Linked DNA regions of Homo sapiens: region 1 is linked to region 2. The links are chromatin loops, found by intact Hi-C in ENCODE. Cell type or tissue: gastrocnemius medialis. All regions are shown on one strand.

Region 1 (2,500 bases), 340 kb after region 2:
TTTTTTCCTTGATAGAATATGATAGCTTCTGAATTACTTACAGGTGGATTCTCCTTGCAGACAGCCTCCAGATAATCATATCTGCCATAACAGCAACATGGCAGGCTTTCCCACTCGGTGGTCCTACAAGCAGCCATAATAGCTTCTGTTCAGTGGCCCTATAAACTACTATATATCAATATGGGCATTGCTCCTTTATCTCTGGTGGCTAAATTGTTATTATCTGAAAGTTTGATTGACAGGATTCCATCTGCCCTGAGCACTGAGGCCCCAAAAAGGATCCTATAGTAACAATTACTTTTTATCCATTAAAACATACAAATAACCACTTCAAAAATGTCTTCAGTTGCAACAGTATCCTTTTACCAACTCATTTATCAAGTTCATTATCAACATGAATCTACTAACCTTACTTAAATAAGATTGCTACCATAGCTGATTAAACGAATGTGTTAGAAGACAGTTAAATGAACTTGAAGTTGGATATCAAAGAGCTTTTATTTTAATCATGCATCTGTGCATGATGGGCATGATGGCATACTGTGGGTATGAGACATGACAGAGATGACACCATAAAGTGGAAGGCAAAAGTATGCTTTAAAATCAAGCCTCAGTTGTGTTATTTGGCAGCTATGTAACCTTGGGCACGTCAATTAATCTGCCTTGCCCTAGATTTCTTCTTCTATAACATAGAGATACAAAGATCTACCTCAAAAGGTTGGTGTGGGGACTAAATTAAAATTTAAAGTATGTGAAAAAAATAGGTACTCAATAAATAAGTGTTCTCTTCACATTTCCTCCTAGTCTAGAGGAAAGAGCCATCTTGAAAGCACTGATCTAATTGAGCTGATGTCTGTCAAATGAAAATCCAGGCCCTTTTTTTTTTTGAAGAATCAGTCTTCTCCTACTACCCAGCAAACCAGTGGACCCAAAAGTTGAAACAAACTGATGACAGACAACAAGCATGAAGATGGCATATTTGATGGCACTTTGGTTCTTTTTCCCAGAAGGCTTATACAGTGACTTAGTCGGGAAGCTTTCCAGCTTCCAGCTCTTGAATGTGAAGTGTCATTGGCATGTCTGGCAGTAGTCTCTCATTCACTCCTCAATAAACAACATTGAATACAAAAGAGGCTGTGTAAAAACTCAAAAAAAAAAAAAGAATCAGTCTTCTAATAATGAACCAGTTTCACCCCTTTTCTAGCTTTACTGGATTCAAATCCACACCATCTCTAAGCGGAACACGGAACTGAGTTAAAGACCAAAGTCTTACAATGTCCATAGGATTGAACTATAAAATGAAACTTTTATCATCAGATTTTAAGTAACAAAACTCTGCTGGTATTCCTCCATGTTAAATAAATTCCATGCACACATTTTGGAATTGTTAAAGCTAAAATCTAATAATTATTACATAGCCCAAAACCTCCTAGAGAGTTTTAAAGCTAGAATTCAGATGTTAGAGAGCAGCACCTGGTGGCAAGTTGTGATACTGGAGTCCACTGAGTCATTTAAGAAGTCAAACCACTGTGGCCACTGAAAATTCCAGTGACCCAGAAGCAGTTCTACATTCAGAGAGCAATCTTCCTTCCCATCTCTCTGTCACCCATTCCTGCCCCCTCCCCACCGACCGTGGAATCACCAAGACCCATCAATTTGCCTCCCAAGCAGCTCACAGAGTCTTCCATGTTTCATCCCCATGCTCACTGCCCCAGTACAGGCCACCATCTTTTATTGCCTGGATTCCAGGAACAGCCTCCTAGGTGACTTCCCAGATTCCAACCTATGCTCCACACAGCAACCACATGGCCCTTTTTATACAACACCGTCACGATCACGTCACTCCTTGTCCAGTAGTTCCTTGATGCCTTCAGAATAGAGAGGTAAGTATTTTATTACAGAATTACCAGATTCTTCTCTTCACCATGGGGCCTTTCTTCCCTCCCAGCATCATCTGTCTACACAGCCTCCCTCCACTCTGAGTGTCGCTCAGCTCCCGTCATGTCACACACCCCTGCTCTATTGCTCTTACCTCCCTGTCTTCACACTGCTGTTCCTATTGCCAGAAGCCTCTTCGCCCCTGTTCTACTCTTCCATTTAACTCTTCCTCATCCTTCAAGCTCAGCTTAGCTTTCATTCCTCTGGGAAGATTCTTTTGACCACTCTAAAATGGATTAGCTTCCCTCGCTCTGAATTCACACAGTAACTGTCCTTCCGCTATCAAAGCAGTGGTTTGTCTGCCACCACTTCTAGACTGTAAGCTTTGTGAAGACAAGACCCATGACTATTTTGTTCATCCTTGTAGCTTCAACACTTAACATAGTACCTCAGCAGGAACTTAATATTTGTTAAAGTATTAGATTGAATTGAAATATAGTATATATTCAGTTGGACCATACAAAATTGCCTTCTTTAAGGTAAAAACTGTCAACTATTGGCAATTATATATGTGCAACCTGATAGTTGCTACCAATATGGGAAAAGAAAGGTATCTTAACAA
Region 2 (2,500 bases):
CTATATGTCCCAGCACAATGGCCCTCCTGTGAGCACCATACAGGCTCCTTGGCCTGCACCATCATTGTCTGCTTTATTGGTTGCTTCCACTTGATAGGCCATGTCATTGTATCATTGAACATCCACATAAATAGACTCATGTTTATGCTGTAATTAAAAGGGAACAGTTTGGGTTACTGGAACAAGTCTCTCCTTGTCGCAGTTTTTTGCACACCAGCTAGAGAAGATCTCTGATCTACGCTGGGTCATTTTTCTCCTACTTAGTCCACCAAATCCCCAGCTGCTGGCTCAGGCCCACCCGTTGATTAGTACTGTCCTGTATGATACTCTTGTTGCGGTTAAAAGGAATTAACAGTCCTCTAGTCTAAACCCCGTGTTTGACAAACAGGGCTCTTGAAGTCCAGAGAGGTGATGTAACACATGGCGACCACGGAGATATTTAGCAGCCTGTACTGGACAAGGTCCCAGGTCTTCCAGCCATTCAGTGTTCTTTCCAGCACCACCCTGTGCCTCCCTCAACAACATACCTTTATCTAAGGCAGAACTGACAAAGTCGAGTCCGAGGAAAATAATTCTTGCTAGGCAGTATTATAGGAAATTGCTTTATAAAACAGACAATTAATTTGCTCACTTATAACAAATGACCATGTCCCTTGTGGAATAAATACTAACTCCTATCTAGAGCAGGGTTAGCAAACTTTTTCAATAAAGAGCCACACACTATCTGTGTGTCTCACTCAAATCTCCCTTTAGGAGAACCTGCTGTGAGGAACATAGCTTATTAAGAGGCTCCAACTGCCACATTTTTCAGTCCACCAGGAGGCATCATTTGCCCCATAACCACATTCTCCTAGGGCTATTCTCAGCCCATAACTGAATATGCTGGGGGTACTACAGTGGGCCATTTCTGTCTAACATGAGATTACTCTAAAGCAAAGGGTGGAAACTTTTCTATAAAGATCCAGATAATTAATATTTATATTTTTCCATCCACATGTTCTCTGTTGCAACACTTTAACTCTGCCAGTTAAGCATGAAATCAGTCATAGGCAATATGTATATGAATAGATATGACTGCATCTCAATAAAACTTTAATTACAAAATCAGGTAGCAGGCCAGATTTGTCCCATGGGCCAAATAGTTTGCCAACCCTAGCTTGAAAGAGCTCAGGGACTACCCCTTGACCTGGCAGAACATTTCTCAGAACTGTGCATGATCTGAGGCTCTTCCTACTCAGTCTTTCCCTCCATCTCTCCTTTCACTTCTTTCAGACCTGTCCACTCCTGCTCTCTACCTACTCCTCCTCCTTCCAGTTCTTATTCTTCACAGGTGTTTCACTCAATAAAATCTCTTGCATATTTCATTCCATGTTGGTATCTGCTACTTTGAAGATGCAACTGGCACTCCTTGTATTTATTTTAAATGTGATTGGCTGCCAGTAGATTCTGTGTAAGTTAGGAATAAAATGAGACACAAAGTAAAAATTGCTGCATTGGTCCCATTCAAGAAAAAAAAGTAACTAAAAATAAAATGATATACGTAAGTTAAATATATTATAAGGTGTGAAAGAGGGAGAGAGTATAATGTCATAGAAATTATAAAGGACTGCCCTCAAAAGATCTGGGACAAGCTCTTGCTTTGCCTTTTTCTAGCCCTATGGCCTTCACTCTTTAAACTCATCTCAGAAATGGCTTCATCCCACATTGCCTGCCTCACAGGATTATCAAAAGCAAATCACTAGCATTCACGTCATCACCTGTGTTTGTTATCACATTTGAATAGTTGCACCTCTTTTTATCCCTAGTTAGAGCCACATCATTTCATTGAGGAGCTGAATTTTTTATTTTATAGGAAATTTAAGGTTATTCCCTGTAGAGGTATAACAAAGCCTACGTACACTTCAAATAAGTTATCCTGGCTGGCCCTTGTCCTTAGTTGGAATATGATGATAATGCAGCCAATGTGGCAAACTTGATCCCCTCATTGACCAATTTACTTTGAACTGAGGACAAACAAGGCATGTCTCACCTGTGTCAACAGGCCTACTTCCAAAAGGAACAGATAAACCATCACCATTACAGAAATAAATACTCAAATTTCATCTTCTTTCTACAGTGGACTGACTAATAATGCCATCTTTTAATCTACCAGGCTCAAACCAAAGATTTCTCAGTGGCCCCTCCAGACTGAAATGGACTGGTATGAGTTACCCTTGATATGAAAGGAGGCAAGAGAAATAACTGAAAATATCCTCGAGTTTGGGTTTATTAGAGAGAGAGGCACAGAAGACAACAACCAGATTCATTCTGTACCTGTGTGATTTTCAACAGTCAACATTAGCGTATTGGTGCAGGATATGTAAGATAACTCCTTTGTCAAGAGATTGGAGTGACAATAACAGACTCAAGGACTCAAAGTGTAAAAAGAATCATACGAAAGGAGAAAGGTAAAAGGCTAAGAAAAGGCTTTCAAGAATACATATTAAATTGTGAGAAATAA

The links. Hi-C counts contacts between places; a loop is a spot of excess contacts. Peaks named below come from ENCODE experiments on the same cell type or tissue, not always from the same donor. Only the 100,000 strongest peaks of a DNase experiment are listed, where the experiment ranks them.
Region 1: it touches region 2 in a loop (3-fold over the local background); 2 of 110 quality-filtered maps call a loop at or near these places.

Annotation. Positions count from the first base shown.
Region 1 is chr12:58,104,945-58,107,444 of GRCh38, reverse strand. No RefSeq gene overlaps it. Among named protein-coding and RNA genes, the nearest start is that of LINC02403, 18 kb to the right of the region's middle. In gastrocnemius medialis, a CTCF peak has its summit at 1,447 (motif pointing left); no DNase peak of the experiment used is centred here; H3K4me3 peaks cover 139 bases; H3K27ac peaks cover 1,223 bases.
Region 2 is chr12:58,442,072-58,444,571 of GRCh38, reverse strand. LOC105369788 (a long non-coding RNA gene) reads right to left here and starts at 15. Exons shown (of 4, transcript XR_945006.2): 1 at 1-15. In gastrocnemius medialis, no CTCF peak of the experiment used is centred here; DNase peaks (open chromatin) are centred at 394 and 1,151; H3K27ac peaks cover 293 bases.